Linked DNA regions of Homo sapiens: region 2 is linked to region 1. Evidence: read pairs that join two places in POLR2A ChIA-PET (ENCODE). Cell type or tissue: OCI-LY7. All regions are shown on one strand. Links, peaks and the distances in the headings refer to the core of each region. The heading gives the core; the rest is flanking DNA.

What was found. ChIA-PET counts read pairs that join two places held together with the same protein. Peaks named below come from ENCODE experiments on the same cell type or tissue, not always from the same donor. Only the 100,000 strongest peaks of a DNase experiment are listed, where the experiment ranks them.
Region 2: POLR2A ChIA-PET joins it to region 1 with 16 read pairs; 2 of 35 experiments call an interaction of 5 or more read pairs at or near these places.

The regions. Positions count from the first base shown.
Region 1 is chrX:12,996,168-13,006,364 of GRCh38, reverse strand. No RefSeq gene overlaps it. Among named protein-coding and RNA genes, the nearest start is that of TMSB4X, 26 kb to the right of the region's middle. RefSeq lists enhancers at 214-263, 1,597-1,656 and a silencer at 2,107-2,156. In OCI-LY7, for the core only: no CTCF peak of the experiment used is centred there; DNase peaks (open chromatin) are centred at 5,644, 5,954 and 6,724; H3K4me3 peaks cover 2,247 bases; H3K27ac peaks cover 2,196 bases.
Region 2 is chrX:13,136,396-13,146,592 of GRCh38, reverse strand. No RefSeq gene overlaps it. Among named protein-coding and RNA genes, the nearest start is that of FAM9C, 97 kb to the right of the region's middle. In OCI-LY7, for the core only: no CTCF peak of the experiment used is centred there; no DNase peak of the experiment used is centred there.

The DNA.
Region 1 (10,197 bases), core at 1,373-9,372:
CTATTACATGTAAGTCCCAGCAGTTTTTTCCTCTCAGTACTAGCTTTTTGTGAACGTCATGAGACTGGGAGAAAATCTCTCTGCCAACAAGTGCTCAGTAAAAACCTCCATCCCAGAAATTACCCTGATATATGCAAGTGTGGCAGCGTGAGAGGCAAGTGGGTTGGCAAAGGGCCACGTGGATTCACATGCCACTACCTTCTATTTCCCTTTGTTCAGCTGTGCTGTTCGCACAGGGTGGTGGGTTCTCTCTCTCTTTTTCTTTTTTCTCCTTACTCTTAGCTTTTCTTTCTCTCTCTTTCTTTCTTTTCTTTCTTTCTTTCTTTCTTTCTCTCTCTCTCTCTCTCTCCCTCTTTCTTTCTTTCTTTTTTTTGGCAGTTGAGCTTTGAGCAGTGATGCGTTTTGTTTCAAAAGAGAATCACCAACAGAAAGGGATTGCTCATTGCTCATCTAACTTCAGGGCTCTCTTCTTGTAGAATGCTTCTGCCCACTCACTGTTTCATATGAGAAAGCATTTAAATTCAAAACTCACAAAGTCAGAACTGAAAGTATGTGGGTTTCAGTTCTCCTTATCCGTTTTCCCTTCTTTAAAAACTAAGGAGCCCTATTTGGAGATGTGCGTGCCTGCCAGGAATGAGGTGTGGGGCTCTAGGGTGCTGCGCTGGAACCCATGATGACATGGTTGGCCTATTCATCATAGACCTTTAGAAATGGAAAGAACCAGAAAAGGGCCTGGAAAGAACCTAATTCAATTATTAGGAAGAACCGAATTCATTACTTTTAATGGCAAAAACTGCAATTACTTTTGCCCCAATTTAATACATCATTTTACAAATGAGAAAATCAAAGCCAGAGAGAATGACCTGTCCAAAGTCACATGGCTAATTAGACCCTGTATCACATGTAGACCCTTGTATCTTGGCTGCATTTGGGTGTAGTTGCCAATGTATGTTTGAACTTGGATCTACAACTCCTCAGCAAAGTCAGAGAATCATGCAATTAAAAAAAAAAATGGAGCTAACAGCAAGTCCCAGCATCTCCCCTTAGTTTTGAAGAAGGCAGCATAAACCAGGATCTAGACCCAAAGCAGAGGTCTTGGTAGTTTTTACATGAAGAAACTCATGTGATTCCCAACCAATTCTATGCAACCACAGTTAAAGTGATTTATCTTCAACATCTGGCAACCTAAAGAACTGAAGTAGAGATGACGTTGGGAAGCTGAGTTCCAGGAACATTTTTGTCATGGAGGTAAGGTTCCTGGGTCATCATGAATTAGATGAAAAAGCTCCTTATAACTGGCCACAAAGAAGGCATCAATGACTTTACTAGGTGAAAATGTGGACTAGTGTTTGGATTTTCAAAACAAGCTGATATCAGCCACATGTAAGACCAAAGCAATAGTCACAAAGAAATCCAAAGGACAGCCTCTGGGCTGAGAATTAATAGATCCTTTTCAACAATTTTTACGATAACTTGTTGACAAGATGATTGTATAGACTATGATGAAAAGACATGAGAAAAAACAATTTGCAAGTAAGACTGAAGTACAGGTGGAAAAGGTGGTTAATGGGGTCATCTTTTTGCCCCTGGCCCTTCTAGCAGCCAATGGGTCAGGGCTGGACCCTTTATCCATCCAATCAAGAGGCCATAATGTTCCTCTCTGGAGCAGCAGAGAACTGAAAGATGCTACCAAAGTGTGAAAAGAGAAAGCAAAGCAAACTTCAAAGGACAAAGTCTGCAAAGATTGAAACTGTCAGTCTATGAATATGTGGCCCGATTCTTACTAGATGGACGTCAGAGGCCCTTCACTTTATACTAAAATATATTTAAAATATTGCAGCTGGGCGTGATAGCTCATGCCTGTAATCCCAGCACTTTGGGAGGCCGAGGTCGGTGGATCACGAGGTCAGGGGTTCAAGACCAGCCTGACCAACATGGTGAAACCCTGTCTCTACTAAAAATACAAAAATTAGCTGGGCGTGGTGGCGGGCGCCTGCAATCCCAGCTACTCAGGAGGCTGAGGCAGGAGAATTGCTTGAACTTGGGAGGCGGAGTTTGCAGTGAGCTGAGATCGCGCCACTGCACTCCAGCCTGGGTGACAGAGCGAGACTCCGTCGCAAAAAAAAAAAAAAAAAAAAAAAAAAAATTATTGCAACAGCCTGCGGCTGGGCGTGGTGGCTCAAGCCTGTAATCCCAGCACTTTGGGAGGCTGAGTCGGGTGGATCACAAGGTCAGGAGTTCAAGACCAGCCTGGCCAGCATGGTGAAACCCCGTCTCTACTAAAAATACAAAAACTTAGTCGGGCATAGTGGCACATACCTGTAGTCCCAGCTACTCGGGAGGCTGAGGCAGGAGAATTGCTTGAACCCAGCAGGCAGAGGTTGTGGTGAGCCAAGATCGCGCCACTGCACTCCAGCCTGGGCAATAGAGCGAGACTCCGTCTCAAAAAAAAAAAAAAAAAAATTGCAGCACCCAAATATTTGGTTGAAAGGTCAGTGCAGTGTTTCCTCCCAGGCAAAAGAAAATCAAGAGAATGGACCAAGCAATAAATGAGCAACTAGTTTCTGAAGCACTACTGTGTGGCCAGTCCTATAACAGATGAAAAAAATGGCCTAATTTCTATCCTCTCAAACTAAATGTTGAGAAGCAATTAGAAAACAAAGCAAATAAGCCCCCAAATGGCTGACTGAAATCAGCCAGAGATTTTTGCTTGTGCATTTCAGACTCCCCGGGGCTTACAGAGTTATAAAAGGGACTGAGATATTCGATATCAAAAATGTATTTTTCCCGGCCAGGCACAATGGCTCACGCCTGTAATCCCAGCACTTTGGGCGGCCGAGGCGGGCGGATCACTTAAGATCAAGAGTTCGAGGCCATCCTGTCCATCATGGTGAAACCCTGTCTCTAATAAAAATACAAAAATCAGCTGGGCGTGGTGGCAGGTGCCTATAATCCCAGCTGCTCAGGAGGCTGAGGCAGGAGAACCGCTTGAACTCGGGGGACGGAGATTGCAGTGAGCTGAGATCGCAACACTGTATTCCAGCCTGGGCAACAGAGCAAGACTCTGCCTCAAAAGAAAAGAAAAAAAAATCACATGAATGCCATTCCTTAGCTTTCCTATTAGATACAGTTGTAATTTCTAAAAAAGAATTATGATATCTTTTGCGAGGACATAAAAATTCAGAGTGCAAGAAGAGGGGTCACGTTTTTAAAATTAAGAACCGTTGATATAAGCAATATAAATGGAAAATTCAGAGGAGGAGAGATTAAGGTATTTTCATAGAGGAGAAAGATCATAAAAGGCTTAATCCCTGACCAGGAGGATTTTAATTCTTTAGCTAATTTATTTATGGCCTCCTGTGATCACAGTTTCAGTTGGTTTCATAATGGTGGTTTAGTTTGCAGAACATATGAATAAAGCTAAGGTTTGGAGGAAGTAAGAATCATCAAAATCTGTACAAAGGGTTTTTGTTTCCAGCTCAAAGGAGAAAAAAATATGATTTTTCCTCACTCTCTTGAATTATTTATTCATATAATATATATATATGCAGAATTTGGAATGAGAAATATCTTTACAACTTCTGGGCCTTAATTTTCCAGTTCTGAGATGAACAAAACATTGTCATATTCATCCCAGAGACCAGAAGTACAGTTTAATTGAATCAATCCTCACGTTTATGAGGTTCTTTGAAATGTTTTGTTGTAATAGGCCATATAAATGTAAATGATTAACAGGAAGCAAGAGAGAACTACCACCACCTCACCACTATAGCAGCTGAAGGCAGATTTTCTCAATACATCTTCCAACTCATAAAAAGAGAAAGGAAGACCTTACTTCTCCCAAATGTAATCCCAGTAGTGTAATTATAGTCACACATCACTTAACAATGGGGCTATGTTCTGAGCAATGCATCGTTTGGTGATTTCATCATTGTTCGATCATAGAGGTACTTACACACACCTAGTTGGTGTAGCCTCCTGCACACCTAGTCTAGATGGTATAACCTATTGCTCCTAGTCTACAAACCTGTATAGCATGTTCCTGTACTGAATACTGTAGGCAACTGTAATACAATGGTGAGTATTTGTATATCTAAACATAGAAAAAGTATAGTAAATATATGGTATAAAAGATAAAAAATGGTTCACCTGTATAGGGCACTTACCACAAATGGAGCTTGCAAAACTGGAAGTTGCTCTGGGTGAGTCAGTGAGTGGTGAGTGAATGTGAAGGCACAGGGCATGACTGTATACTACAGTAGACTTTATAAACACTGTACACTTAGGCTACATTAAATTTATGTTTAAAATATTTTTCTTTCTTCAATAATAAATTAACCTTAGCTTACTGTAACGTTTTTACTTTATACACCTTCGAATTTTTTTAGCTTTTTGACTCTTTTGTAATAACAGCTTAAAATATACATTGTACAGCTGTACAGAAATGTTTTCTTTCTTTATATCCTTATTCTGTAAACTTTTTTCTATTTTCAAACTTTTTATTTTATTTTTGTGTGTGTTTTTACACAAACACAGACATTAGCCTAGGCCTACACAGGCTCAGGATTGTCAATCTCACTGTCTTCCACCTCCACAGCTTGTCCCACTGGAAGGTCCTCAGGGGAAGTAACAGGCATGGAGCTGTCATCTCCTATGATAACAATGCCTTCTTCTGGATACCTCCTGAAGGACCTGCGTGAGGCTGTTTTACACTTAACTTTATATCTATATGTAGGAGTACACTCTAAAATAATGATAATGGTGGGGTGCAGTGGCTCATACCTGTAATCCCAGCGCTTTGGGAGGCTGAGGTGAGAGGGTCACTTGAAGCCAGGGGTTCCAGATCAGTCTGAGCAACGTAGTGAGACCTGTTCTCTACAAAAAATGTAAAAATTAGCCGAGCATGGTGGTGCACACGTATAGTCCCAGCTACTTGGGAGGCTGAGGTAGGAGGATCACTTGAGCCTGGGAGGTCCAGGCTGCAGTGAGCCATGATTGTGCCACTGCACTGCAGCCTGGATGACAGACTACTGACTCAGGATCTTGTAAAATTCAAATCTAACATTATCCTAAGTAGAAGATGCATCCCTTCAGGATAAGTCAGGTGAAGACTCATTCCACAAATACTAACGCTACCATTTCTGGTTGTCTGAGCTACAAAGGTAAATAAAATGCAGCTTCGATCTCTCTCAGAGCTCACACCTGGCTTAAATTTAAACATCTTTAAGGTAGGGAAGTAAAGGAAAAGCGGAAAAAAAAGCCCTTCAAAATCAGGGAAAGGAAAGCCAAAAGCACTTTATGTTTTCTCATTCTAGATGAGATTTTTAAAAATCATTCTATTTTATTTTTCTTTTTAAAAGAATCGCATGCGGGAATTAGTACAGGGACAACTCTAATATCAAGTTTGTGTATTTAACCTCACATTCTATAAAAGAGCTGGAACAAATGCACTTAAATCAGTGATATTTGAGCTGATGGCTTGAAATTTATTATCAGTCTTTCTGGAAATGATTTTCTTACTCTTTAGGGTTCTCGATTTTTATTTGCATGTTTCTGTTCAGCTTGTAACTACTACAAAGATCAGGAAGAGGAAACAGGACTGCACGGCCCAGTCCTCTTCATGTTTGAGAAATGGCTGAGTCGGCTCCTGGGACGGGCACATGCTTCTAGAATATTGTGGGCTTGTTAAGCCAGTCCCAAAGCAACAATGGCACTGCAGTTTCCAATGCCAAATTCAATGTCGTTTTTGGGTTTTACTTCATAGCCAAACCAAAGAACAGACACTCAAACAGATACATTTCTTGCCTGTTATTTTCCACCCTTTCTTAGCCAGTCCTTAGAAGGATATACAGGCAGGCATTTCTGCTCGTCTGGAAAAAATCAGTGGTGCAGAATATGACAAAAGGTTTCACTTCCTTTTTAGCCTTTATTGAGCAGAAAAGAGCAATTTGAAAATGCTGTCGCTGGGGAGTAAAAAGTCACTTCCTGGCCGCTTTTGTCAAGAGGGCCCCTGCCGCTTGGCACATCTTCAAATAGAATCAAGAGGCACACTTGATTATATCCTTCATGAAAACATTTAAATAATGTGAGGGTTCTGATTTAACATCCTTTCCCCCACATCCCAGGAACTCTCATAGCCAAAATGATGATGCAGCCTTACTTAAAATGTACCTCTCTAAGGTATTCAGAGCTGTTTTAAGGATTCCCCCATAGGCAAGCTACTTAAATGGCTCTAACAACTCAGAAATATAAGACTAAAATTGCACCAGAACCCGCATAGAGTGTCTTAGCAATAATACCACACGTGGCACAAATAATATATATTAGGTTGGCTGTTGCTTAAAAAAAAAAACAATGCCACAAATGTTTAGAAGGAAAATAAAAGGCACTCATGAAATAGTGGTAATCAAATATGAGAAGGTGATATCAGAAGACATTTGTTCTCAGATCTTCTTAATGTAATTCACAATATCCACTGGCAATATGAGCCCCCAGTGGCACCCACTACTCTCCTTTTGATAAATGCAATGGTCTCTTGGCTTTTAAAAAGATAAATCTTGGGTATAACGCTGAGCGTCAGATAGTAATAAAGGTATTTTATACTGTTTTGCCACTGATGACCAAAAAGAAAGTGAGATGAATCGAATTGGGAAAGATACAGCTGTTGAACGTTGAATGAGCAAAGCACCCGGCAGGAAGTGTGTAGGTGAAACCAAACACTCGGTTCAGAGGTGAAATCTGCATCTGACTGGCGGGTTGCAGTTTTCCTTACTAAGAGCAGTTGGGCTGGTTGTTTTTTCCTCCAAAAGACACAGAAATGATCAGAGTAGGTCAGAGAGCTGACTTACTCCTTTTAGAAGCCTTTGGTTTGGCTGTTGGTAAACTGGAAATTGAGTTAACGAAATCTATTGAATTACCAACGAATTCTATCTCACTCTTGTTCTCTTCGAGAATTGGGTAACTCATTGAATATTTTTGACCCACTTTTCCAGAAGCTGAGTGATGTGGATGGATGTCAATATGGCTTTGAATGATGCTTCTTCCAAGCTTTATAGTCTCTGGGATAGGATTGCAAATAAAGCCAGAGGGCTCCTGTGTTTCGTTTGTGTGACATTCACAGTATCCTACACACAATAGATGCTTCATAAATGAGTGTTGAATGAATTAAGTTGGTTCATGATGCACCTATCCCACCCTCTCCATGTAAATACCTATAAATAAACAAATAAATAAAAATAAGGATAGATAACAAGCCCATGTAAAGCCCAGAAAGTCTGTATCTATATATTTCCATAATGTCAAACACTTGGATGTTTGGAAACTTCTGGATGGTTGCCTCTACGATTCTATTTTCTATTATTATTTAATGATAAAAATAGATTATATACAGGGATCCTCAGGCAAGGCAAGACATGATCTACCTACCCCATAGTCTCTTGGTTCCTACTGCCCTCTAAAAAAATTTCTATGAGAAATTGAGCCACATCTGGATATGTCACTTAGGATAGTTTGCCAATACTTGACAATGAGACTCAGAATGTTGCTGTATATTGATGCAGTTCTCTCTCTCTCACCCTCTCTCCCCCCTCTTTATCTTGCCTTTTCCATAAAGCTTTAGAATAACTAGCTCTTTTATTCACTCTGATAGAAATAGAAGAGAGCCCAAAGCCCCAGCCTTTTCAGGAATTCCAGGGCAACTGAGTTACTGCAGCTACTGTACAGCCCCTGCTCCCAGGAATTTTCCTTTCCCAGTGTCCCCAAACACCACCCACAGCCACACACCAGTCCCTCTGAAGAGAGTTTCTCAGCAATCAGGCCCTCTGCCCATCACCAGGCAAGAAGCCATTCTGGGGAATAAGATGACAATAACCGAGAGGACAAAAGCCTGCTCTGTGTGCATTTCTGTCTGCCCCATTGTTGTGAGCACGAGGCAACTTGGGGTTGTGCATTCTCTGCGTATCAGGAAATCTGTAATCAGGGGAAATTGTTTCTTTTTACTTCCAAGGACATGAGCAAATTTAGAGCAGTGTTTTGGGGAGGGATTTCTTGTTTGGGGGGTTTGTGTTTGTTTTTTCCTCCTCCCTTTCATAGAAGAAGAGCTTAGTGCAGGCTTTTAACTTGAAACTAGGAGGTGGATCAGAACTACTTTTCAGTACAGAAACTGCAGGTCCTGGATTTGTTATTCATATTTGTCCATTTGCTACACAGCACTTTATCAAGATCTTTGGCAAGTGTACTTCCACGTTGACTTTATTGGTTTCATATTAACAGACTTTATCTTAGAGTGGGGAAGAAGGGAGGGGCCGCCTGGGCAAACTAATGTTTGTTATGTGAAAATACTTCTGTGGGTAACACTAAAGGGAAAGGAATAATTTGGTTAAATAAATGATTTGAGCCTAGGAAAATAAGTCAATGAATCCACTAACAATTTAGAAGCAAGTACTTCTGTCCAGATTTAAATTCAACTGAGAGTTATTGAATGCACATGCTTTTACAGTATCTCACTTTGTGTTAAAGTGCCACTTATTGAACTAGCTTGTTCTTACCACAAAAGTAATATGAAATGAGACAGTTTGCATTCTAATTTCGCCTTTTTTGTCTTGCTTTCTTGGAGACCCAGTGACATGTATTCCGGTTCATATTATTTTTCTGTTTTATGAATAAAATATATGTATGCATGAAAATGAATATCTAATGAAATATCTGATGCCTATTGACCACTTGCTATTTGTCAGTCACACTGTTAGACCTCTTGTAAGTATAATCTTAATTCCAAAGCCAGCCCAAACTGGTAGGTGTTAGAATGCTAGCACGTTGCTAGAATGATCTCCAGTTTACAGTTGAAAGTACTGAGGCATGGAGAGGTTAAGTCACTTGTGCAATTACATGGCTAGAAAGTGGGAGAGCTAAGATCTAAAGCTGGATTTCTCTGACTCTTGTCTTGCTCAACAGGTGCCTATAATCTCAGCCCTGTGGTGTTACACCATGATTCTTCGGTTATGTTATTTGACAAAGGTGATCGATGTCACTCCCTGATTATGTTAGGTTTTATGGCAAAATTGAAGGAGTTTTGCAAATGTGATTAAGGTCCCAAATCAGTCAGCTTTAAGGAATCAAATGGAAAATTATCCAGGGTGGGCCTGACTTAATCAGTTGGACATTCTTTAAAAGAGGGCTTAGGCCTTCTCTGAATCATAGAGACTCTCTTCTGCTGACCTTGAAGATGCAAGTCATCACGAGTTGTACAACTTCAAGACAAAGAATTCTGCCAACAACCACTTGAGCTTGGAAGATGACCCCAAGCTTCCAGATAAGAATCCAGCCCAGGCTGACACCTTGATTTCAGCCATGTGTGACCCTGAGCTAAGGATCCAGCTAAGCCATTTCCAGACTTCTAATGGAAGAAACAATGAAATAACAAATGTGTTTTTTGAAGCCACTGAATATGTGCTAATCTGTTATACAGGAACAGAAAATTAAGTCAAGACACGTGTAAACTGATAACACAAACAGAAGTATCCATAAAAAGTGTGAATACACAAATATATACCAAAATGTATTACATATTTATAAATTATGCACATGAACTACCATACCAAGAGAATATCCCAAAATAAAACATGAGACACACGACACACACACACACTCTGGAAATGAGAAAGGATGACCGTTGTTCTTAGCCACATCCCTCTTCTGCTACTGCCAATCTCTTCCCTGATGGAGGGGTCACAACAAGTATTGAAACTTAAATCTTAGTTATCCCCTTCCAAATGGACTAAAATATCTATAAAATCAAAGGTGGAGGCAGGCTTTTTTAAAGCGTGACCGTAGTATTTCTAAGGGGCCATTGATGGAGGGATAGATACTCAGCCTTCTCACGGGACCCCTAATGTATGTTTGCTTTCAGATACTAGACATTCAAAGGCCATTCTCATCACTTCCTACTCAGACTAGAATCACAGTTATATGTCCATCATACATCAGTCAATCAGCACAGGGTTAGTGTTTACCTCCAGACTGCCCAGCTCCACTTTAAGAAGGAAAGTGTGCTATGGAGAAAGGGCACATCTTGGCAATATGTACAATATTTCTTCAGTCTTCACGCTCTACTCTCCAAAAGTTCACAAAGTTCAGGTTTTCCATCTTTGTTTTTTTTTCCTCCAGATTTTTGTTTTTTCTGCTCATGTAAGGTGTTCC
Region 2 (10,197 bases), core at 1,357-9,356, 140 kb before region 1:
GCATGGGGAGCTCTGGTGTATAAAAAGCACTGTAGAGTCATGTCTTGAGGCAGGAGGGCCTGCTTTCAGCATCCCCCCAGCTGTGGGCTGCAGGGAGGTAGGGAGGAAACAAGGCAACTGTCTTTGGCCAGAAGCAATTCTCTGGAGAAGGGGACAGCTGTGAGCACCTAGCATTTGGGGGAGGAGCCCAATAAAGAGAAGGTGAGTAGGGGGCACCACCAGGATCTACTTTAGTTGCTTACCCAAAGCCACAAATTAGCTAGTGGCACAATTGAGACTAAAACCCATCTCTCAGCCTCAGCACTGCCTTGCCAAGTCCACTTTTTACAATGGCAGTACCTACCACTATGCCATTCTTTTTTTTTTTTTTTTTTTTTTTTTTTTAGACAGAGTCTCACTCTGTTGCCCAGGCTGGAGTGCAGTGGTGCGATCTTGGCTCACTGCAAGCTCCGCCTCCCAGGTTCATGCCATTCTCCTACCTCAGCCTCCTGAGTAGCTGGGACTACAGGCGCCCGCCACCGCGCCCAGCTAATTTTTTGTATTTTTAGTAGAGACGGGGTTTCACCATGTTAGCCAGGATGGTCTCGATCTCCTGACCTCATGATCCACCCGCCTCGGCCTCCCAAAGTGCTGCGATTACAGGTGTGAGCCACCATGCCTGGCCCACTATGCCATTCTTTATGAAGCATTTTCAGAGCTACTATTTCATGCCCGCCATAATCCTGGGAGATAAACAAGGGCAGATATCTGTGTTCTCACTTTATGAATGAGGACATGGGGGCTAAGAGAGTGATCTGGCCCAAGGTCATGCACCTGGAAGCAACATAGTTGTGAATAGAACTTTGTTCTGTGGGACAACAGCACTTTTTACAGGTCAGAAGCGGTATCTACGAGAGACCACAGTCTAGCTCTTAATATCTGCTGGGCACAAGCTTGTGATCAATTTGGTTTTGTTCTGTCTCTCATTTGCTTTGGCATTTGAGCCTCAAACAATGACCCTCATCTGAACAGGGGCTTGCTCAAGAAACATGTAAGTCCCTTGTCATGTATCACCAACCCTGGAGTGGGGTTTCTGGTTTCCATTTCTAACTTTTGATACCCACTCTTAGTAATAAGAAAAAAAAAGTCTATTTTTATAAAATGACTCAAATGTCTCTGGAAACATTTACAATGTTTGGAATGTTGTGTTTTAATAATTTCCTGATCTGTATGTAGTAAGGAATTTTAATGCAAGCACTAATATGAAATTCCTCATCATTGTGGGGTTTAAATTTTGCTTTAGGTTTTCCTTGCATTTAAATTTAATCACAGTTGATCCTCAAGTGAGCTGAATTTGCTATAACTTCCTTGGCTTATTGCTTATTTATGGGGTGCTCTCTCTGATTTTCATCTTATCTTTCTCCTTCATTTTCTTCAGCCTCAAAACCTTCCTTATGACCTAATGGTTTCCTGCACAGGCATCTGGATATCCACAGCCTGCTCCAAATTCTGCTGTGAAATATTCATATCTTTGATGAGGTCACCTGCGCAAGGGCATCAGGAAGTTTTGGAATGAGATGCTATTAGTTCCAGACCACAGTCCACCTTGCACTGACCTTGTAATCTTGTAGCAAAAAAGATCATGGGTGTTTACAATTGTCCATACTCTTTGACCTAGCAATTATATCTCTTACATCTATCCTAGAGAAATAATTGTAGATATGCCCAAAGGTTTGGTTATAAGGATGTTTATGACCACAATTTTTATAAGAAAAAATATTGTTTAGGGGCTGCTCAGTGGCCTGTTTTTGTTCCCCCCACATTCATATGTTAAAGCCCTAACCCCCAATGTGATAGTATTCAGAAGTGGGGGCCTTTGGGAAGTAACTAGGTTTAGATGATGTAATGAGGGTGGAGCCCTCATCTCCCTCTCTTCCTCTTTGTCATATGAGGTGGGAAGATACAGCAAGAAACATCTGCAAGCCAGGAGAGTGCCCTCACCAGGAACCTTGATTTTGGACTTCCCAGCCTCCAGAATTGTGAGAAATAAGTATTTGTTGTTCAAACCACCCAGTCTGTAGTATTTTGTTATAGTAGTCAGAGCTAAGACATATATGATAAAATACCATACATCAGTGGTTCTCAAACCAGAAAGCTTATTAAATAAAACACAGATTGCTTTTCCTCCCCACCGCCTGAGAGTTTCTGATTCAGTAAATCTAGGTTGGGGTCTAGGAATTTGTATTTCTATCAAGTTCCCAAGTGATGGTGATGCTGCTGATATTTGGACCACACTTCAGGAAGCACTGCTATACAGGAATATGTGATGACATAATCTTTTTATATTATTATCCTTAAAAGGCAATTTATGTGACAAAAAGTACTTTAAACCTATTTTGTGAATTAATACCAATATTTCAAAAGTTGAATGGTGGTTAACTTAGTTATATTTGAGTGGTAGGATTATGGAGGCGGGATGCGTAGTATCTTCCCTCCACACCTCATTTTTTTGCATTGATTCAGAACTCATAGACTTGAGTTTAATCCTATCCTTAGCTCTCATCTGCTGGACGATCTTGAGCAAATTAGCTAATTCACAACAGACAAAGCTTCCTCGCCTGTAAACAGATAATGACGCATACCTCAAAGGGTTATTTTGACTATTAAGGAAAATAATGTAATCTTTATGTATTCATTCATTTAGCACATATCTGGGATACCCTAGGCACTAGGCTGGGGACTGGAGGTGAAATGATGAAGACTAAGTGTTTTGACCTCACACAACTTCAAGTTTATTGAGGAAAAAAGATATTCAATCCCCCTCATCATTCTCCCTGTACAGACAGACAGACTTCAATGGTAGCACATCTTAAAATAATTCTAATTTTCCAAATTGCTGATTTATAGGGGTCTCCATGTTTTTTCCAGTTATGAAGAAATACAGTTCTGGATTCGTCTAAGCAGCTAGTCCTTCCAGTACAATTTGATTTAAACAGAACTTTTCAAGAACAAGGTTGCTACATAAAGTGAGTCAAATGTCCGTCACAGTGTGCCATTCCTGGGCCTGTAGGTGTGGCCCTGTCCCACCCTGGGTGAAGGGCCATCCCTGCTTTACAGAAGGCTTGGGACAATTAAAAATTCCTTACAGAGAGTCCCCAAACTCCCTCATGCAAAGTGAGTCTGATTCCTTATTGAACTTTCCATGCACGGCTCAAGGAGAAAAGTGCCCTCTCCCTCCCCCACCCGCCCAAGAACCCGGAAGTAAATGCCTTCTCTGTCCATCAATGAAGGCACTTGAAGCAAACTTCTTGACATGACAAACCAGTGTTTGAGTGTTTGAGATCCTCAAGACATGTTGTCTAAAAAACACACAGCAGAGGGGAGCACAGGCCTCCAGTATCGGCTCTCACCCTGGAGATGTCTTGCTAATAGAAAATGATTCTTTCGAGCTGTGGTCATGATGAAATTGACCCTCCCTTGTGGGGAGTGAGAGAGGCCCCAGGATATGGTTTATCATGGGCAAACCCTCATCTTCCGGGCACTGCCCTTCTCAGCCTCCCTCTGGGCCAAACCTCTGGCTTTATCTTTTGATAAGGCAGTGTGTTTACTCCACCTGCCTCTGTGCCTGGGAGGTGCCTTGCAGCAGGCATTGGGAGTGTTTTACTGCCCTCACTACAATCTCTGGGCCTCTAACCATAAAAAGAAAGAAGGAGGAAGGGGAGGAAGCCGGATCAGCCCTTTCAAAAAAAAAAAAAAAAACAAAACCCAAACCATAAAACTTATAAAACTTCAAAATCAAAAATATAAAATAATTACTTTATTTTTTTTAATTTAATAAAATTAAAATATTTTAGGAGACCATTTTTCACTAGGTATCTTAGGCTTTATATTTCCTGGCCTTTATTGAACTTTCAGAAGAAAGTTGTAAAAATGCTCACCAAATGTCACTGTGAAAGGAAGGGAAAACAACTCATGAGACAGAGGTCAGTAAAAACCATGGTGGATATAAATACGATGTCATTTCCATTTAAGGGACTATTAACATCTAAGTGAGAACTATGGTGAAAAAGGAACCCTTACAATTTTATGAAATACAGAGTTGACTTTGCTATAGGACTCTAATCCTATAGTATATAATTTAAAAGATAACCAGTCTAAGAATCCATTTTTAAATTGAGATATAATTCACATATCATAAAATTCATGCTGTTAAAATATATAATTCAGCAGTTTTTACTAGGATCACAAAGTTGTTCAATCATTACCAGTTTCTAATTCCAGAATATTTTCATCACCCCATGAAGAAACCCCATACCTGGTACAATGTGATGTTTTGATATATGTTTATAACATGGAATGATTAAGTCAAGTTAACTAACATATCAATTACCTCACTTATCTATCATTTTTTCTGGTAAGACATTTGAAATATACTCTTAGTTATTTTGAAACATATGTTATTGTTTACTATAGTCACTCTGCTATGCAATAAATCTCAAAATCTACTTATCCTGTCTATCTGAAACTTTGTACTCTTTGATCAACAACTCCCTATTCATCTCCACCACCCCCAGTCTCAGGGAACCATCATTTCACTTTCTACTTTTTTGAGTTCCAGTTTATTAGATTCCACATATAAGTGAGTTCATGCAACATTTGTCTTTCTGTACCTGGTTTATTTCACTTAGCATAATGTCCTTCAAATTCACCCATATTATTTCAAATGGCAACATTTCCCCCTTTTTAAGGCTGAATAGTATTCCGTTGTGTATATATATCAAATTTAAAAAAATAATTTAAATATATATTCATTCGTTGGTTGAAAAACTCATGTGTAATGGAAGGATATTTCTGTGTTAATGTGTTAATAAAATTGAGCATATAAACATCTTATTAACAGCTAATTTGTACTGAGCACTAACCATAACACAATGTATGTGTTAATAAATTTAATTCTCACAGTAATGTGATAACAGAAAAAGAAAGACAACTACAGAAAAAGAAAATTAAAATCACCCATGAGTCCTTCTTATTCAAGATAACCACAAAGAATATTTTGCTGGTTTTCCTTTCAGTCTTTTTGAAATTATTTATTTTTACAGTTATCTTTTTCCTTGGACTGTGAATGCCATTTGTTTTATTCTTTTCTTTCCAAAAAGCCTGTCACTTAGCAAATATCAAGTGAATGTTAGATGTAATAAATCAATTAAGTTGAATGGCAGAATATTTTAAATTCCAAAGTATTTATATGATTTATAGAAATAATGGATAATGTGCTTAGAAACAGTTGCTTCATGTCAAGAGCCAATCTTAGTTTTGGGAATAAATACATGCTTAATTTTGAAGAATTGGCCATTGGAAGATAACTTTTAAAGTTTTTGGGGGGAGAAGGTTATAGAGGCCATTGTGGTTCCATAAGAAAAGCCAGAGACCAGCCAGGCATGGTGGCTCATGCCTGTAATCCCAGCGTTTTGGGAGGCTGAGGCAGGAGGACCCCCTGAGCCCAGGAGTTTGAGACCAGCCTGGACGACATAGTGAAACCCTGTCTCTACAAAAAATAAAAAATTAGCTGGGCATGGTGGTACATGCCTTTAGTCCCAGCTGCTTGGGAAGCTGACGTGGGAGGATTACCTGCTCCTAGGGTGCAGGATCATTTGCTCATTCGAGGCTGCAATGAGCCATGATCATGCACGCCACTGCACTCCAACCTGGGTGACAGAGTGAGACCCTGTCTCAAAAACAAAAAAATTTAAAAAAAGAAAAAAGTAAAGCCAGAGACCAGAACTCAAAGTCCCTGGGATTTCACAGAGAAGGTGGCATTAATTGACTAACCAAACTTCCATAGACACAGCTCTTTTATTGCTTCATGCACATTGTATGCTTAGTGTTGTGTTCAGATGCAAATAACTGAAAACCCAACTTGAATGGCTTAAACTTACAGGTTTTTTTTTTCTTATGTAACATGAATTTTGAAGACAGGCAGTTGTCAATGTTCAGATCAAAGCTGTGCCCCATTCTGGCTGGGCCCATGTCTGTGCAGTTGTCTTAGTCTTTCCCTCATTTTCATGGTAACAAGCATCCCTTCTGTATTCAAGCAGGAGGAAAATGGGAAGAGAAAAGGGAAAGTCCACACCAGCTGGCTCAGTCTCCTTTTATTTTCATGGGATCTTTGGGGTGTTGCTTTTCTGGCCAGAAAACTCTGTGGCCAGTGGTGCCTTTGCCTGACTTTTGCTCAGGCCTGCTCACCTCGTTCTGCTCACCTGGCCTGGCAGGCTGTGCTTGGTTCACACTACCAGCCTGGATCCCACACCTGCCAAGGGTGAGCCAGGTGGGGAGTGGCAGGGGGTGTGTGAACGAGCAAGCATGGGGTCCGGCCACTGCACACAGTCAGGCATGCTGGCTGCTGCAGTGGGGCGGGCAGCTCCAGGTGCTGGAACAGACACTGGCTCTCTGTGAGGCTGTGGCTTGACCATGTGCATGGCAAGCAGCTTCCCCAGCTGGCACCAGGGAATGTGGTGGTGTTCAGGAGCTCAGCAAACACCAGAAACCACAGGACCTCAAAGAGGGAGTCACAGCCTGGGCTCGGGGAGCTCCCAGGTCTGGGCTCCCTGAGTGGCTGCATCTCTTCTCTCCTTCTCTTCACCCACAGCGTGGTGAGCACAGGGCACGTTTCAGCCCTGTTTATGTTATAGCTCTTTTAGTTCTGCCATTCGGTAGGTCCTGAGTCCTTATCCTGCAACCAAGAAGAATAAGGTATGTAGACAAGTGGAGGGTGAACAAGATGAAGAGGAGCTTTATTGAGCAATAGAGTAGCTCACAGAAGACCTGCAGGAGCAGCTCCTTTCCACAGCCAAAGTGTCCCATTGAGTGTTCAGCTCCTAGCAGAGGGGAGACCCTGGAGTGGGAAGCTCCTTTCTGCAGGCAGTTCATCCCATCATCTCTGTACGTCTCTGAAGCTCTTACGAGGGAGGAGGCCCTAGAGTGGGTAGCTCCTCTATGCAGCTGGTCATCCTGATGTCTCCTGCTATTAGCAGAGAGGGTGAGAGGGTAGCTCCTCTCTGCAGATGGTAGTCCCCTCATCTGCTCTGCTCTGTCTGAGCCTGGGGCTTTTATGGGCCTCAGAGGGGGAAGTGTGTGCTGACTGGTTCATGTGCAGCCATGGGCGGGCCCAGGAAAAAGCACCACAACCCGCCCTTCTGGTCCATAGGACTGGTAGCCCAGTCCCCAGGCTTCAGGTCTTCCCCAGCCTGAAGGTGGGGCTTCACTGGGGACCCACCCCCTTCTGCCCAGGAACCTGTCTGCCTCCCACTGTTGCTCATGGTGCCTGGGCTCGGCCCAACTTTGATCCGAGATTGGAGCAGGTGCCAACGGCAGGGAGAAAGCAGGCAGTGGGACCGGGCACTTCCAAGCCTGTGAGAGCAGGGCGGGGGCCTTCCCAGGCCCCCAAGAGTACAAGGATGCCTGGGTCTAAAGCTGCAGTTTGGGCAGATGCAGCTGCGCCTAGGAGGGCAGGTCTCCCACCTGCTCCATGGAGTGGGAGCCCTGGGTCTGCAGCCAAGGTTTGGGTGGCTGCAGCAGCACCCAGGGAGCTCCTGCCCCAACTCAAAAGGGGTGGGGTCCCACCGGCTCCACAGAGCTGCAGCCTCAGCTGCGCCTCCCTGCTGCAGGCAGTGTGATGGTAGCAGCAGGCCGGCTGGAGTGGCTGCTGCCATTATTATCACAGAGGCAAAGGCTTTCTGGAAGATTTCTGCTTAGGTCTCATTGCCCAGAATCAGGTCACATGGCTTCTCCTAGCTACAAGAAGGTCTAGGGAACAGAGCTGGGCATACTGCTACTGCAAAGAGAATTGAGATTATGTTAGCATGGAAGAAAGGGATGAAGAGATATTGGTATGCAAGTGACAGTATTTGTCATACATGCTCCTAATAACCAACAGCTGTGTGGCTCTTTATGTGATCCCAGTTAATGTATATAAAGCACCCTTTACAGTTGGCATCCAGAATGGGGTAGCTTTTAACAATAAGGATAACTATGTTTATTACAACAAGCTCTTTGAACACATATTTTTGTTTGATCTTAAACCAGTTCTATAGAGTAGTAAGTTAAGTCTTACCATTCCCACTGTACAGATGAAAAAACCAAGATTGAAGATGGCCGAATAGGAACAGCTCTGGTCTACAGCTCCCAGTGTGAGCGACACAGAAGACGGGTGATTTCTGCATTTCCATCTGAGGTACCGGGTTCATCTCACTAGAGAGTGCCAGACAGAGGGCGCAGGACAGTGGGTGCAGCGCACCGTGCGCGAGCTGAAGCAGGGCGAGGCATTGCCTCACTCGGGAAGCGCAAGGGGTCAAGGAGTTCCCTTTCCTAGTCAAAGAAAGGGGTGACAGACGGCACCTGGAAAATCGGGTCACTCCCACCCTAATACTGTGCTTTTCCGACGGGCTTAAAAAACGGCGCACCAGGAGATAATATCCCGCACCTGGCTCGGAGGGTCCTACGCACACGGAGTCTCGCTGATTGCTAGCACAGCAGTCTGAGATCAAACTGCAAGGCGTCAGTGAGGCTGGGGGAGGGGCGCCCGCCATTGCCCAGGCTTGATTAGGTAAACAAAGCAGGTGGGAAGCTCGAACTGGGTGGAGCCCACCACAGCTCAAGGAAGCCTGCCTGCCTCTGTAGGCTCCACCTCTGGGGGCAGGGCACAGACAAACAAAAAGACAGCAGTAACCTCTGCAGACTTAACTGTCCCTGTCTGACAGCTTTGAAGAGAGCAGTGGTTCTCCCAACACGCAGCTGGAGATCTGAGAACGGGCAGACTGCATCCTCAAGTGGGTCCCTGACCCCTGACCCCCGAGCAGCCTAACTGGGAGGCACCCCCCAGTAGGGGCAGACTGACACCTCACACGGCCGGGTACTCCTCTGAGACAAAACTTCCAAAGGAATGATCAGACAGCAGCATTTGCGGTTCACGAAAATCCGCTGTTCTGCAGCCACCGCTGCTGGTACCCAGGAAAACAGGGTCTGGAGTGGACCTCTAGCAAACTCCAACAGACCTGCAGCTGAGGGTCCTGTCTGTTAGAAGGAAAACTAACAAACAGAAAGGACATCCACACCAAAAACCCACCTGTACATCACCATTATCAAAGACCAAAAGTAGATAAAACCACAAAGATGGAGAAAAAACAGAGCAGAAAAACTGGAAACTCTAAAAAGCAGAGTGCCTCTCCTCCTCCAAAGGAACGCAGCTCCTCACCAGCAACGGAACAAAGCTGGACAGAGAATGACTTTGACGAGTTGAGAGAAGAAGGCTTCAGACGATCAAACTACTCCAAGCTACAGGAGGAAATTCAAACCAAAGGCAAAGAAGTTGAAAACTTTGAAAAAAATTTAGACGAATGTATAACTAGAATAACCAATACAGAGAAGTGCTTAAAGGAGCTGATGGAGCTGAAAACCAAGGCTCGAGAACTACGTGAAGAATGCAGAAGCCTCAGGAGCCGATGTGATCAACTGGAAGAAAGGGTATCAGCGATGGAAGATGAAATGAATGAAATGAAGCGAGAAGGGAAGTTTAGAGAAAAAAGAATAAAAAGAAATGAACGAACCTTCCAAGAAATATGGGACTATGTGAAAAGACCAAATCTACATCTGATTGGTGTACCTGAAAGTGACGGGGAGAATGGAACCAAGTTGGAAAACACTCTGCAGGATATTATCCAGGAGAACTTCCCCAATCTAGCAAGGCAGGCCAACATTCAGATTCAGGAAATACAGAGAACGCCACAAAGATACTCCTCGAGAACAGCAACTCCAAGACACATAATTGTCAGATTCACCAAAGTTGAAATGAAGGAAAAAATGTTAAGGGCAGCCAGAGAGAAAGGTCGGGTTACCCACAAAGGGAAGCCCATCAGACTAACAGCGGATCTCTCGGCAGAAACTCTACAAGCCAGAAGAGAGTGGGGGCTAATATTCAACATTCTTAAAGAAAAGAATTTTCAATCCAGAATTTCATATCCAGCCAAACTAAGCTTCATAAGTGAAGGAGAAATAAAATACTTTACAGACAAGCAAATGCTGAGGGATTTTTTCACCACCAGGCCTGCCCTAAAAGAGCTCCTGAAGGAAGCGCTAAACATGGAAAGGAACAACTGGTACCAGCCACTGCAAAATCATGCCAAATTGTAAAGACCATCGAGGCTAGGAAGAAACTGCATC